2 separate regions of the Homo sapiens genome follow, and region 2 is linked to region 1. The links are chromatin loops, found by intact Hi-C in ENCODE. Cell type or tissue: IMR-90. All regions are shown on one strand. Links, peaks and the distances in the headings refer to the core of each region. The heading gives the core; the rest is flanking DNA.

Region 1 (8,485 bases), core at 401-8,400:
CCTTTTATATTATAACATAATTCACACAAGCAACTTGAAGTCTTTCAATGCCTACATATGTAAGTTAAGTTTTGGTCTAAAGAATTCTCAGCCACTCTCAGAGTAAATCAGTAGACGATCATAATGTGCTTTTAATTATATCCATTAATATTCATTTGGAAAAAGTATATCATAGTTTCTATTTCAAGAACAAAAGCTGGAACATTAAATCTTGCTTTTGTTTAGAACATTCAGTTGAAGATTAATCTTTTCAAGACCTTTTCTCTGAGGAGATCATTGTGCTTTAATAATTCTGTTACTGAAATGTAACAGATTTGCTCTATTGAATTATGGACCAGTTCTCTAGGGAGTGTCCTATTTAGACCAAAGGTGAGTGATTTTAACTTGGTTTAATAATTTGCTTCATCATTTTCCTGAGACTACATGAGCATGGGGAATTAACCAAAGGATATGATCGAAACAATAACCAACATGGAGTGTCCATGGTTTAATAGCCACAGGCAAAATCACGGGACCCCCAGTCCTGACATCCACCCATCAATAATGTGTGCATGCTTTTATTTAACTCTTACTATGTGCCAGCCACTGTCAGCACCCTACATGCATTAAGTGTTGCAATATTCATAACAGCTCTATCATTTTCATGTCCATTTTATAGATGGGAAAACTGAGTAGAGAGAATAAATAACGTACAGTGAGAAAGTGACAATGCCAACGAGCTGGTTTGGATTCAGGCTCCTTTCAATCCGTTTATGAAATCTCAGAAGGTTTCTCACGTTACCTCCTCAAAAGTCAGACTTGCTTTTTAGGAGCCTCCTGGGGTCTGTCTCTGTGGAGGCCCCCTAAAGGAGACCTCCTGGAGTCTCTGGGACTCTGTGTAGTCTCCCTCATGGAGACTAGGAGGCTGCATTTTGTCAGTGTTCCCGGCGTGGCTACTTCTCCTGTTGTCTTGAGACAGAGGCAGTCAAGGTGGGACTTCTGCTTTACCCCAGCGTCCTTGGCCACTAGCAGAATACCTTCTCCTCATTCCAGTTACATTCACTTACTGAGACATAGTGTATCTTGTGCTCTAGTTTCTACCCAGCTTTTGTTGTATAACGTTTTCCTTTGGCCCCACAAGTGCTCTTAGACCCATCACTCCGGGAATAAAGGACAGTCAGTCACAATGGAGATAACAGGGGGGCAGTAAATAGTGTAGTGAAGTGTGGGGGAGTGAGAGGAAGGGTGGGATGGTGGAGTGAGACGTAGAGAAGTCAGGGTGAAAGTGGAGCAAGATTAATTATATAATGTGCTCCTCAGTGTGCTAGCTGCTTCACACAGGTAACTAATTTAACCCTAACATTCTGTGAAATAGCTATGCTACATCAGTGGGTATAAATGAAATCACCAAGATCACCTAATAAAGCTAGAAAAAGGCATAGCAAAGTTCCTGACAATTTTATGGGTCTGGCTGAATTCTGTAAGTTCAGAATTTGAATATATAAAAACAACAACATATTGCTCTGATAAAGTGATCCATAGACTATCTGTTTAGGAAGAATGGTGTGAGAAACATTAAATAAAAATGAAGATAATTATAATACCATGTGCCAAGTGCAATTATGCTATTGGGTTAGGTCTAGGTGTGAAGGTTGACTGAGCTTTCTTTGTTGGGGGGATAAAGCAGATCACATTTAACAGTTTTATTCTAACATTGCTTTTTACTTAATATTACATCACAAACATTTTCCATGAAAGTATTTATTTGAAAATGCCATTTACATAGCTGCGAAAACTTCTCTCTCTCTCTCTCTTTTTTTGAGACAGTGTCACCTGGCTCTGTTGCTCAGGCTGGAGTGCTGTGGTGGAATCTCGGCTCACTACACTCTCCGCCTCCTGGGTCCAAGTGATTCTCCTGCCTCGGCCTCCCAAGTAGCTGGGATTACAGGCATGCGCCGCCACACCTGGGTAATTTTTTGTATTTTTAGTAGAGACAGGGTTTCACCATGTTGGTGAGGCTAGTCTCAAGCTCCCAATCTCAAGTGATCGGCCCGCCTTGGCCTCCCAAAGTGCTAGGATTACAGGCATGAGCCACCATGCCTGGCCACTGCAAAACATTCTTAGAGTTTTAAGTTTTCTGTTTTTTTCTATTATAAATAATATTTACAAAATGTTAGATCAACTTTTTCACGACTTCATTTTTAGAAATGGAGTTGACAAATACAGGAATATGAATTTTCTAAGGTATTTAATACATTATGCCAAAAGCTTCCAGAAAGTATGTCAATTTACAACCCCAGGAGTAGTAGCCGGATAACAAAAAGTAGCATAGGCCAAGCCAAAGAAGGGTGGGAGAATATGGTTAAGTTTGGGGAAAGGGAATGGAGAAGTAGAGACCAAAGAAGTGGGTAGGATCCAGATGATGAAGGGTGCAGAGAAACAAGAGAATAGATACTAAGCAGTCCCAGGTTTCAGCCTTGGGTTAACAGGAGGGAAATCGGATGAAAGGAGGAGGTCTTTTGGGAGAAAAACAATGAGCTCAGTTTTGAATATATTAATTATAAATTATGTATGGCACATCCAAATGGATATTTTAGATTTTCTTATCTAGGACTCAAGAGGTCAGGCCTTCAGATGTAGATTATTAAATATTAGATTGAAAACTGGCCAGGCACAGTGGCTCACACCTGTAATCCCAGCACTTTGGGAGGCCAAAGCGGGTGGATCATTTGAGGTCAGGAGTTCTAGACCAGCCTGACCAACATGGTGAAACCCTGTCTCTACTAAAAATACAAAAAAAAAAATTAGCTGGGCATGGTGGTGCACGCCTGTAGTCCCAGCTACTTGGGAGGCTGAGGCAGGAGAATGGCATGAACCCGGGAGGCAGAGGTTGCAGTGAGCTGAAATCATGCCACTTCACTCCAGCCTGGGTGACAGAGCAAGACTCCATCTCAAAAAAGAAAAAAAGAAAACTAATTGATCTCTCAAACTACATTATAGGGAAAATAAAAGATCACAGAGTGTTGGAAACAACAATATTAAGAAGAAGTCTTATAATCTAGCTGCTCCAAACTAAAAATTTTTGAAATATAAATAGCTGTAATTTTGTGATAACTAGTACTAATCATATAATCACATAATGGTTCTGAATTTGTAGAGCAATAACTCCCATTTTCCGATTGACTCGTGTATACATATCAAATGAATTTAAAACGCTGTGAAAGACACCCAATAATTTTGATTTTAAAATATATATTTGGGATTTAAGAAATTCAATTTTGCTCTAAAACAGAAAAATTTATAATAAATTAGAATAGTAACATGATACATCATTTCAAGTACTAGGAATTTGGGGTAATTACCAATTTTTGAGAAATTAGTATAATTTTGCTATTCTCTAGCCAGCAGACAATCATAAAAAAGCTCCCCCCTCCCTCCCCAGCCCCACCCGCTTGCTACAAGACACTTTCTCTTCTGGAAGAGCCCATCTGAATGATGTAGATTTGTATACTTTGCCACCTTGTGGTCATTTTAGTTATTTGCATGACTCCATCTGTGTTGTGGCCTAAAGATGTTCCTGTTAAAATGGCTCCATGTTCTTATATACAGTATTTAATTAACAACAATACCAGCAAAACTATATTAGAATAAACTTGAACAACAGTGACAAAAAGTTGATGATGGCCAAGATGAATGCCTATCTGATGGCTTTATTATGGGCTGATGTATCTGCTTGACACCCTTTTCTGAACCGTTCTTAAGTATTTTTTCCACATATTGCTATAGTCATTATTTTGACACTGAATAAATGTCAGTAACAATAAGAAAAAGGCATAATCTCCTTTTGAAATTCACTAAGGTTTTTTTTTTTCACTACAGGTTTTAAATAGAAAAGCTCATGGCTTCATATATATGTAGCATATTGTTAATAAATTAAGAGAATATTCTGCAAAACTCAAACTAAAGCATCAATGAACACTTAGGTTAATCTGTAGTTTCCATGTTTTCTGATTCAATCCATATGAAACAAATGTGTAGGGGAAATGCATTTTTGAAATATTTCTAGTGGTACAGTGGCCATTGCCAGATAACTAATGTGGACAGATGCATTTTTAAAAGGTTTGGGCTACTTGCAAGATAATAATTACTGCATGTTTTATATATTTTTGTTCCATTTTCTGATTGTTTTTCACAAGATATTTAATATTTTCTTTCTCTTTCTTTCTGTCTCCTTCCTTCCTACCTTCCACTGTTTCTTTCCCTTTCTCTTTCTTTTTTGAGAGCTTCTCGCTCTGTCGCCTAGGCTGAAGTGCAGTGGTGCCATCATAGCCCACGGCAGCCTTGACCTCCTGGGCTCAACTAATCCTCCTGCATTACCCTTCTGAGTAGTTGGGATGATAGGCATGCATCACAATGCTTGGATATTTTATTTATTTATTTTTTTATGTTTTGCAGAGATTGAGGTCTTGTTTTGTTACCCAGTCTCATCTCTAACTTCTGACTTCAAGTGATCCTCCCACCTCTGCCTCCCAAAATGGCTGGGATTACAGGTATGAGTCATCATGCTGGCCCGATATTTTCTATATTTGAAAATCTACAAAATATTCAAGCATTTGTCTTAAAAGCTACTCAAAGAGCATCATCTTGGTTTTATTGGTCTTTCTAAAGTATAAATAGAGAGGTTTTCACAATTCGAAGTCAATAGTTCCTTGTATCTTAAGGAAATAAAGTGGGTTTTGAATAAGAGTTTCATAGTCAGGTCATTCTTTTTTTTTTTTTTTTTGAGGCAGAGTTTCGCTCTTGTTGCCTAGGCTGGAGTGCAATGGTGCAAGCTGGGCTCACTGCAACCTCTGCCTCCTGGGTTCAAGAGATTCTCCTGCCTCAGCCTCCTGAGTAGCTGGGATTATAGGCACCCACCACCACACCCAGCTAATTTTTTGTATTTTTGGTAGAAATGGGGTTTCACCTTGTTGGCCAGGCTGGTCTCGAACTCCTGACCTCAGGTGATCCATCCCAAAGTGCTAGGATTACAGACATGAGCCACTGCTCCCAGCCAGTCAGATCATTCTTAAGCTGAATTTTTTTTCTCACAATACAGGCAATATTAAAATTTAGTAAGATGAACTGCTGTACTTAATTTTTTTTTTTACTTTTTATTCATTATAAAAACTGCTTACACTTTGGACTCATTTAAGCTTTGGTAACAGGATTGAAATAAAATATATTTACTCGTGTTATTCAGTTGAAAGGACTTGCCTTAAAGTTACACCAGTAGGCAGGGCACAGTGGCACATGCCTGTAATCCCAGCACTTTGGGAGGCTGAGGCAGGCAGATCACCAGAGGTCAGGAGTTCAAGACCAGCCTGGCCAACATGGTGAAACCCCATCTCTACTAAAAATACACAAATTAGCTGGGTGTGGTGGCAGGCGCCTGTAGTCCCACTACTTGGGAGGCTGAGGCAGGAGAACCGCTTGAACCCGGGAGGTGGAGGTTTCAGTGAGCCGAGATCACGCCACCGCACTCTAGTCTGGGCAACGAAGAGTGAAACTCTGTCTCAAAAAAAAAAAAAAACCAAAAAAAAGTTACACCAGTAGTATGGAGCCATGCACAACTCTTGAAAACACACAGCCTTGCCTACAAAAGTTAAATATGGGGAGAGAGATTGTCGTTTGCTTGCTATTACTAGAAAACCAATCCAAATTACAGGTGCTAACAACATTAGGTCCATAGCACCTATTATAAATGATAGGCTCTCAAGAATTACTTTGGTTCAGGTGTCCAGTAAAGACCGAATTGCCATCAGAATCATCAAGTAGCCAAGATATATGGGCTTTTGCCCCTTATTTGTTTCCAATTACCCCCAGGCTTTAATTGGAATGGGGAGAGAGAGTTCTTCTTAGAGGACAGATTGTCTTCTGCTACATATTGGAAACAAATTTTAGTATCTTGTTTAACTCTGTATTGGGGAGGAAGGATTTTTCCTTATAGAATAAGGAGGCTTTACTTATGCAGTGAAGATGGCCATAATGGGAATACATTGAAAAACATAAGGATAAAAAGGGATAAAAGGAATCAGTTTTATTCACATACCGGGCATATTTTATGCAAAAATAGTAGCTTCATTCACACGTAAGTCACATTACATATGATATAAGAAATACTTTTAATTCAAAAAATATCGTGGTTCATATGACAGCTGGATTTAAATCCCAGCTGGACTGCTTTCTATCCAGACAAGTTATTAAATCTCTTCAAGTCTCAGCTTTGTCATATGTAATATAAAAATAATGATAAATTACCTCGAGTGAACTCATAAATACACAGATGTATTAGTCAGGATAGGATAGACTGTGCCATGGTAACAAATAAAACCCAAAGTCTCAGTGGCTTAACACAAAAAAGCATTATCCCATTATCCTTTCAAAATTCCAAAATCCTTTCAGGCTTTACACACACATGTTTATATAAATTTAAATGATTACACAGGTTTTCAATAAATGCTGTTTTCTTCTCCTTTGAGATTCTACTCATTTCTCTTCCACTCAAGTAAACATGCAATTTGGGAACAAGAATGACACTGTAGAAATAAACTTTTCTGTTCTAATTTCTTTGAAATGTAAACCATTTACCCATGTAAGTAATCATTGGCAACAGATCACTAGTGATACAACTTTGACCTATGTCCGTGAGCCGGTGTGTTTAGATTCAGAGAATGAGAACCCCTTACTCTGCAGAACTTGCCAGAAGAGTTAGGCAGTGCTGGAAAAAGCCATTTAATTTGCACTATATTTCCCCAGCTAGCCATGTTGCTACCTTAATGTTACATGACAAAGTGGTGTATGTGAATTTTCATTGTTTCCTAATGATATTTGTATATGCAGTAAGTCAAATTACAGCATTCAATAAATCCTACGTTCTTGTTCAAAACAAATTATAGTGCACACAAGTTTGTTTTTCTTTCTCTGGTCTCACTTCAAATCAGGTAGCTATTATAAATAATACAAAACAAACACTTTATTTTTGAAATTTACAGAAAATAACATCGCCGCTTACAATGTTACAGAAATATGTGGCTATTTAGAAACCCTAGATCACAACTCTTATGAATTATTATCCAATGGACATAGGAGAATTAAGATTGAGTTTTTATCACCTTTTCTGATTTTTAATGCTAAAGTAGATTTTTGTTGTATATTAAGCATGACTATAGACTATATATTACTGCCATTAGGACAGTGAGGGTAATTGTTAAATGGTTTTAGCAGTTTATTTCTTAATAAAAAAAATTAAGTCCTGAATGACAGACTCAGAGCTAAGAAAACACACTGTTAGAGTCATAAATTCGCTCATCAGAATTTACTTACATGTTCTTTTTTATTGAATTTAACTCCAAGTAATAATAGCAATAGATGCTGTTTGTTATCTGTCTGCTGCATACCACATGGGAGCTACTCAGTGCTTTACCTCACATATTCGCAAAAATACCCCAGCAATATAGCTGTTAGCTTCGTCTTACAAATGAAGAAACAGAAGTTCAAAGAAGTAAATATAGAATGTGATAGAACCACTCTTGAAATTCATGTCTTTTTGCTTCCAAAATTCCTCTTTTCCACATGTTTCCTCAATAAGCATTTTCAGGTCCCTATTCCAGGTGGATGGTAATTCTTGACATTTTTATGTCTATAATTTCTCCTAACATTATCTAATGCAAGCCTCTTGCTGTACAGATATGAAAACTGAAGACATGTGAGGTTTCCTCAATATAACACAACCACACATCAAGAGAGCCATACCTAAATTCTGGAGTTACAGGTTCCCCACACAATGCTCCCTTATGGTTATTGCAAACTATGGGCATCAAGCAACTGAAGATAAGAAACTCACGAGGTCAGGAGATCGAGACCAGCCTGGTCAACATGGTGAAACGCCGTCCCTACTAAAAATACAAAAAAAATTAGCCGGGCTTGGTGGCATTCGCCTGTAGTCTCAGCTACTCAGGAGGCTGAGGCAGGAGAATCACTTGAACCTGAGAGGTGGAGCTTGCAGTGATCAGAGATCACACCAATGCACTCAAGCCTGGGGGACAGAGCAAGACTCTGTCTCAAAAAAAAAAAAAAAAAAAAAAAAAGGAAGAAAGAAACTTTGTAGCTAGAATTCAGGACTAAGGCATTCATAGGGTAGACAGTGTAAAAGAGAGCCGGGTGGGGGTATTTGAGGGAGTGTAAAAATGATCAGAGAGGTGCAGAAATGGCAGATAAACTGAGAATGAGGTACAGGCAGAATTTTTTCTGACTGTTGAGACTTGGACATGATGCAGAAAATAGAGGAGAGGCTCATGGTCTGAAAATGGGAAGACCTGGACAGCACTCACCCTTGTCAGTCATGAGAGGCCATCACAAGATTGGGACTAAGGAGATCAACCTGCTAAGCTTACCTAGAATTCTGCGGTTTTGTGGTCAGTCACTAACAGTACTAAGTGCAACCTACTTCCCCCTCTTTATATTC
Region 2 (8,485 bases), core at 120-8,119, 180 kb before region 1:
AACGTCTTAGGAAATGTAAAAGTGTTAAATTTATGCAAAGTAGGATTTGGACCTTAGCAGAATTAAATGAGGAATTAAGAACATAAAGTTATCTGGAAAAATCTCTGAGTATTTGGAAATTTCACAACACTCTTCTGAATAACCCATGGGTTAAAGAGAAATTCACAAGGGAATTTAGACTACATATATTTAAAATTAATTAATGGTTTTAGTTGACAAAACTTATGTATATTTACCATATACCACATCATGTTTTGAACTATGTATACATTGTGGAATGGCTACATCAAGGTAGTTAACATATGCATACCTCACTTACTTACCTTTTTTTTGTGGTAAGTACACTTAAATTTTTCTATTATCTTAGTGACTTTCAAAAATACAATATAATATTATTATCTATAGTCACCTCATTATACAATAGATATCTTGAACTTATTCCTCCTAACTTAAATTTTATATCCTTTTTCCAACATCACTGACCATTTCTCACCCACCGCTTAGCCCCAGTAACCACTGTTCTACTCTCTGCTTTTATGCATTCAGGTTTTTTAGATTCCACATATGGTAGATGTTTTTATGTGCCTGGCTTATTTCACTTAACGTATTATTCTCCAGGTTTAATCATGTCCGGAATGTTAATATTTCTTTCTAAGGTTGAGTGGTATTCCATTCTGTATCAATACACCACATTTTCTATATATATTTATTCATTGATGGACACTAAGGTTGATTTCATATCTTGGCTATTGTGAATAATGCTGCAGTGAACATGGGAATGCAGTTTTCTCTTTGAGATCCTCACTTCAATTCCTCCGGATATTCCTTATGGATACCCAGAAGTCAGATTGCTGGATCATATGGTAGTTATATTTTTAGTTTTTTGAAGAACCTCCATACTGTTTTTATAGTGGCTGTACCTATTTGCATTCCCCAGAGTGTACAGGGTTCTCTTTTCTCCATATTTTCATCAATACTTGTTATCTGTTCATTTTGTTTTTATAGTAGCCATTTTGACAGGGTTGAGGTAATATCTCATTGTGTTTTTAATTTGCACTTCTCTGAATGGTGATGTTGAGCAATTTTTCATATACGTGTTGTCCATTTATATGTCTTCTTTTGAGAAATGTCTATTTTTCATATACCTATTGGCCATTAGTACATCTTCTTTTGAGACATGTCTATTCAGATCCTTTGCCTATTTCTTAATTGGATTATTTGTTTTCTTGCTATTGAGTTGTTCCACAGGTGGTCTCTTCACTCTATTGATTGTTTCCTTTGCTGTGCAGAGGCTTTTTAGTTTGATGTCTTAACGTTTGTCTATATTTGCTTTTTTTTGTTTGTGCTTTTGGGGTCATATAAAAAAATCGTTGCCCATACCAATGTCATGGAGTTGTCTCCACATCTTCTAGTAATTTTATAGTTTTAGGTCTTATCTTTATGTCTGTAATCTGTTTTGAGTTTGTTTTTATATATGGTATGATAGAAAATATTTTGAATTGAAAGAAAATAAAGACACAGCTTTTTCAAAATTTGTGAAATATTGCTGAAGTATTTATTGCATTAAATGGTCATATTAAACTAAGTCTCAAATGTCTCAAATCAATAATACAAGCTTCCACTATAAGAATCTAGGAAGAAAAGAACAAATTAAAGTTAAGTTAAAGAATGGAAATAATAAAGATAGGAAAAGAAATCCATGAAACTAAGTATAGAAAAATAATAGAGAAATTCCATGAAACAACTGCTGGTTCATTACAAGAGAAATTGATAAAATTGACAAGTTTGTTACCAGACCAAACAAAAAAGAAAGGATATAAGAAATTAATGAAGAGACATCACTACAAACTGGATAGTCATTAAAAGGGTGGTAAGGGAATCACATGAATAACTTTATGCCAAGAAATTTGACAACTTGAATGAAATGGATACCTTTCTGAAAATAAACAAACTGCCAAAAGTCACTTAAGAGGAAATTGAAGTCTAAAGTATACTATACAGATATTGAATATGAAGTTTTAAGTCCTCCAGCAAAGGAAAATCTGGGCTTAACATGGCTTCAGCAGAGAATTCTACCAAACATTTAAGGAAGATATAATACCAAGTCTGTACAAATCTTCCAGAATATGCCAAAAAATGAATCTCAATCCATATATTTTGCCCTATTCAAAACTTACCTTGAAGTAGATCATAGACTCAAATGTAAAATTTTAAACAATGCGATTTGTAGAATAAAATATAGGAGAAAATTTGGTTATGCAAGGATTTATTAGCAAAAGCATGGTCTATAAAGAAATACATGATAGAGTGGGCTTTTTATAAATTCACAACTTTTTGTAGAAATCAACAAAGCATTTCTAAAATGTATATGGAAATTCAATGGTCCTATATCCAAAACAATCTTGAAAGGGAAAAGACATTGGAAGGCTCTCACTACCTGAATTTCAGGCTTAGGATAAAGCTACAATAATAAATATAATGTGGTGGTAAGTTTATTAAGGATAGACATACAGCTCAAACATGAATTTATCATATGACCCAACAATGCTGCTTCTGGGTATTTACCCACAAGAAACGGAAGCATGTACCCACTGAAACACTTGTACATAATGTTCATTGCATTTTTATTTGTAATAGCTGCAAACTGGAAAAAAAGACTACAATGTCCATTTGTGGGTGAACTGATAAACAATTATGCTAGATCCATTTAATGAAATACTAATAAGTAATAAAAGGTGAAAGAACCCAAATGTATGTATGAATGAATCTCAAAAACTTTATAATAAGCCAAAAAAGCCAGCCAGAAAAGAGTACATATAACATATTTTATGATTTCATTTACATGAAATTCTATGTCAGACAAGGTAAACTAGGGTGACAGAAAGTAGATCTGTGCCTGAGGTTAACATTGTTGGTTACATAGATTGCAATAAAACTTTTGGGGTTGATGAAAATGTCTCATGGCTTGATTGTGATTTTGGTTATATGGGTAGTTATATTTGTCAAGACTCATAGATTTATCCACTTATATCAATTTATTTCATGTAATTTATACTTCAATGAAGTTGATTTTTAAAATAGTGCATGAGGTATCCATTGTTTTTTAAAGTGAAGAAAATGTTATTTTTATTTTCCCTTTGTTTCCTTGTGCTGTAATAGTATTATTGGAGATATTTCTTTTTTTTATTATTATACTTTAAGTTTTAGGGTACATGTGCACAATATGAAGGTTAGTTACATATGTATACATGTGACATGCTGGTGCGCTGCACCCACTAACTCGTCATCTAGCATTAGGTATATCTCCCAATGCTATCCCTCCCCCCTCGCCCCACCCCACAACAGTCCCCAGAGTGTGATGTTCCCCTTCCTGTGTCCATGTATTCTCATTGTTCAATTCCCACCTATGAGTGAGAATATGCGGTGTTTGGTTTTTTGTTCTTGCGATAGTTTACTGAGAATGATGATTTCCAATTTCATCCATGTCCCTACAAAGGACATGAACTCATCATTTTTTATGGCTGCATAGTATTCCATGGTGTATATGTGCCACATTGTCTTAATCCAGTCTATCATTGTTGGACATTTGGGTTGGTTCCAAGTCTTTGCCAGAACAGAGCCCTCAGAAATAATGCCGCATACCTACAACTATCTGATCTTTGACAAACCTGAGAAAAACAAGCAATGGGGAAAGGATTCCCTATTTAATAAATGGTGCTGGGAAAACTGGCTAGCCATATGTAGAAAGCTGAAACTGGATCCCTTCCTTACACCTTATACAAAAATCAATTCAAGATGGATTAAAGACTTAAACGTTAGACCTAAAACCATAAAAACCCTAGAAGAAAACCTAGGCATTACCATTCAGGACATAGGCACGGGCAAGGACTTCATGTCTAAAACACCAAAAGCAATGGCAACAAAAGCCAAAATTGACAAATGGGATCTAATTAACTAAAGAGCTTCTGCACAGCAAAAGAAACTACCATCAGAGTGAACAGGCAACCCACAAAATGGGAGAAGATTTTCGCAACCTACTCATCTGACAAAGGGCTAATATCCGGAATATACAATGAACTCAAACAAATTTACAAGAAAAAAACAACCCCATCAAAAAGTGGGCAAAGGACATGAACAGATGCTTCTCATAAGAAGACATTTATGCAGCCAAAAGACACATGAAAAAATGCTCACCATCACTGGCCATCAGAGAAATGCAAATCAAAACCACAATGAGATATCATTACACACCAGTTAGAATGGCAATCATTAAAAAGTCAGGAAACAACAGCTGCTGGAGAGGATGTGGAGAAACAGGAGCACTTTTACACTGTTGGTGGGACTGTAAACTAGTTCAACCATTGTGGAAGTCAGTGTGGCGATTCCTCAGGGATCTAGAACTAGAAATACCATTTGACCCAGCCATCCCATTACTGGGTATATACCCAAAGGACTATTGGACATATTTCTAAAAAAAATAAAGTGAACTAAGTTTTTTTTTTCTTTTAGTTAGCACACTGGAAGCAGTGACATCATTTCAGCTGTTGTGTTTTTTTTTTTTAAGGAAGTTAACTTTACTAAGTGACATGCAGAAATAGTTTTAAGCCTGGTCATCAGCACTAAGAGCAATAAGATGTTCTCATTATATTTATTTTTAGTTCATACACAAAATGATTCATGTGAATTTAGCCCCTAATTCTAAGACTAAGAAAAAGAAAGAGAGGTTTATAATGTATTGTTTTTATCTCCAGCAGGTATTAGATTCTGGACATTTCTCCCCGACAGTAGCTTCTTAAGGTCCACCTGTATTGACATAAGTGTCAGATCTGTCATCAGTTCCAGGATGAAGAAAGATAATTTTCTTTTTCCCTGAGTTTGCATCTTTTCCCACTACATTACAAATGTCAATTTATGGCAGAAATAGCATTCTTTAATAATTATGTGAAAAAGTCATTACAAGAAAAGGGCCCTTTTCATATAATAAATTAGCCTAGGTTGTTTGCTTTAACAGAAACCCTCCATGCTGTGCAGATGGACCTTTTCTTACACTGCTCATGAGATTGTGGATTGACAGATTGCATGAAAGCCACATGGAATGCAGTAGGGGCAGCAGCAGAAGGGAGAGGTGGATTGCCTCCCCTGATCTCCTGATCAAAGGATCTAGATAATGCTACTACTCACATACAGAATATGTTTAGATTTATTGAGGCATCTCTTATTTTTGAATATGCCAAAACAGACAGACCCAGTTTTTTGCAAACAAATTGCCATTATTATGTGTAATGGAATTGGAATAAAGCGACTCCCATTTTTTATGTTACTGGATTGCTGTAAATCATCTGAAAGTGCACACCTCTTCCCACCTATATTTCTTAACCACTTTACTGCCAGAACTTATTTAAATCTTATCTCATATTCTCTTGTTTTCTTGCTGTCTAATTAGAAAACCACTTGACCATTACTGCCCCTGTGATCTATGTGATTTCTTTCCTTCTGATTTGGAGTCTTCCCAATATCAACTCTACCATTTATTTATTTTTTAATTTTAAAATATTTTAATGATCTAGATACTTTGAACTTTTCTAATTAGCTTGTATTTGTGCCCTGAAATATTTAAAACAAAATATTTGGAAGGATTTTGACATTTACACTCTCATGGTATTTGTATTTGCAGTTCCCTGAATGTGGTTTCTACGGAATGTATGATAAGATCCTGCTTTTTCGCCATGACCCTACCTCTGAAAACATCCTTCAGCTGGTGAAAGCGGCCAGTGATATCCAGGAAGGCGATCTTATTGAAGTGGTCTTGTCAGGTAGTATACTTTTATACCTTTTCTTTATCCGTAGATTAGAAGTTGTATTTGAAGAATTCTTGGGCATATGTTTTTAAGGAAACATAAAAAGCATATCTCAAACTCAGCTCCAAGAGAAGATGTTGGAGCTCTGTCCACATGAAAAAGGGAAACAAAAGGTTTCCCTTTAATTGGCTGTGTCCACACCCAGTACTGCTCCAATCACGTCTCTTGACTTAAGGCTTCCTCCCAGCCCCCTCTCAGCCTCTAGCAACATACAGATGGCGTCATTCAGCACCTTGAATCATTTGGACAGCAGCAAAAGCAAACAAGAAACTCACCAACAGTGAAGCTAAATTAGCTGTCAGGGCTGCAATTGTACAGAATGTGTGGAAGCCAAGAAATAGCACCAGGGCTAAGAAGCCTTTGACTTACTAAGGTCAAAAGTCCAGTAGCTATGAGGTAAGCCAAGACCAAGGAGGAAGCCAGAGCCCAGGAGTTAGAGAAGGTCAGGTCATGCCATGTGACGCTAGTTAACTCAGTCCCTGAGAAATGGCTACATTTGCCTCTGCTCACATTTTTTATTTCTTGTTTAGGATTTAGCAGTTAGTAATAGGACTGTGCCTAACCAAACAGAAAAAAAAGAATGTATTTAACCTTTTTAAAAAGCACCAGAGAACAACAGCTAGAGTGGAGATCCTTACAATGATACTCAATGCAATGATAATGTATCCAAATTTTTATTGTTTATTTTTGTTAAAAAGAGAATAATTATTGAGAAACTTGGATTGCCTTGCTCTTTTCTCCTCTCATGCCTTCTTTGTTTACCATCTCTTTGAATAAAAGAAGTCCAGCAGCATTACAGAGTCTCAAGTTTATTTCCTCAAGTTCCTCAACTTGTTCAGAGCCCAGTACTTGGATGCACTGATTATAATTCAATTTATCTTTGTTTTATTCACTTTGCTTTGATTCAGTCTAGTTCTCTTTTTTATCTTTATTGGTTGCCTACAGTTGTGTGAGATCCTGGGATTGCCACAACTTCATTGTGTAGATGGATCCTATAAAACAACTTTTTTGCTAGATAAAGGTAATTATTTTTCTGTTGCCTGCACCTGACCTCTCAAAACTACGGACTAGACATGTTGTTTTCTAAGTTTCCTGTTTCTGAACACTAAATTAATTATTCAGGGAAATCATGCACTGGATCAGTTCTTGCCATAATTCATATTAAACTCACAGCCAGGCTGCTTTGTAAATAATGTAATGTTTTATGAGTCCTTTTGCCTTGTGTCAATGTCCAGAAATATATGAGGACTTTTAAAATTGCATTTCTAAATATAATGTATTATTCTTTCCATTTTACTTTTGTTATCAAGCACTTTAGAGTAGTAGCAGACAGATTGAATGCAACCTGTGTGTGGGTGTATTTATGTAGGAGAGGACTGCTTATTTGCATGTTATCCCAGCATTAATGAGCCAGACCTGCTCTTCCCTCGTGTTGACCTGATGTAGCCCTCTAGAATTCCCTTGCTGCATGAGAACAGCATTCTGCTTTTCCTCTCCCATCTTTGCAAATTGAGAACTTCATTGTGCGTATGCCCTACCTCCCCTGCTGTCCACCCTTTATGTTCCATGTCTCCTGTTTTCCTGGCCACAGTTGTTGAGAGGGCATTTAAGAGCAGCCCATTTCCTTACCTGCTTTCCCAGCACCAGACTCCAGAAGGGCTCCCTTACTCTTACCAGCTATTTTGCTGGAATTTAAAAGGAGCTATTCTCTAACAGTTTAATTCTAGTTTTGAACGACATAGTGCCATTTTCCCAAAGTCATTGACCCTTTAAATTGTTCAGTTAGTATATCAATTACACACACACACACACACACACACGCACACTCAATTATGTTTAGATCTCCTGCGCTTACCTATAACCATCGACAGCAGTACTCTCCCAGCTCCTCTCCCACTCTATTGCTTAGCATTGTGATTTGCTCAATAAATGTTTATGTTTACAATAGTTTTTTAAACCATCCCACCCCTTTGTATTACAACCCTGTTTCTTACCCATATCTCTTATCTCTTTTCCCTTAGCCTTTTTAGGCCCTGAGTCTATTGTGATCAAATGCCTGATGTTCCTTTCTTTTTCCCGGTCTTTATGTCTTCCTTGCATCCTGACTCTCCTGAAGGTGATGCCCCATTTCCAAGAGGCTTTGCCTCTTATTTTCCTCCACTCTTAGTTGAGGAGTTGAGTGATATGGCCCTCTTCTGATTTCCCATTGCCATTTAATTATTTATGTCACCTTCTTTGCAGTGAAGTGATTTATTTTCCTTGAAGACTCATTTCCATTTAAGTATGGCAATAATTGTTGTCAGATTCCTAATTTTACTTTCCATTTTAAGTACTCATTCATCCTTGGTTTTGTTAACATACATATTTATGATTCTTCAGATTCCTTGTTATTTATTTTTATTATCAGTCACCCATAATGCCATTCCTGACTTCACCAATAAGACAAGGCTCCAGCTTCAAAATCTCCACTTGGTAGCACTCCTCTTCTCCTACTCTAGCCTGTCCTTCTTGTCCATCTCTACCAAGTGCACATTCCTGTTCCCTGACTTTTTCACTGTATTTTAATCACTAACTCCCTACCATTTTTGACCATATTTTTCTATTTCTTTTTTCTCCACATAGCATGC

Evidence for each region. A loop is a pair of places that touch in the nucleus more often than their neighbours do. Peaks named below come from ENCODE experiments on the same cell type or tissue, not always from the same donor. Only the 100,000 strongest peaks of a DNase experiment are listed, where the experiment ranks them.
Region 2: a loop joins it to region 1, with 2.2 times the contacts of the local background. A loop is called at or near these places in 2 of 110 quality-filtered maps.

Annotation. Positions count from the first base shown.
Region 1 is chr14:29,544,070-29,552,554 of GRCh38, reverse strand. No RefSeq gene overlaps it. Among named protein-coding and RNA genes, the nearest start is that of PRKD1, 380 kb to the left of the region's middle. In IMR-90, for the core only: a CTCF peak has its summit at 3,520 (motif pointing left); a DNase peak (open chromatin) is centred at 3,504; H3K27me3 peaks cover 160 bases.
Region 2 is chr14:29,722,864-29,731,348 of GRCh38, reverse strand. PRKD1 (protein kinase D1) reads left to right here. Exons shown (of 18, transcript NM_002742.3): 2 at 5,675-5,813. Among named protein-coding and RNA genes, the nearest start is that of PRKD1, 200 kb to the left of the region's middle. In IMR-90, for the core only: no CTCF peak of the experiment used is centred there; DNase peaks (open chromatin) are centred at 4,588 and 6,088; H3K27ac peaks cover 333 bases.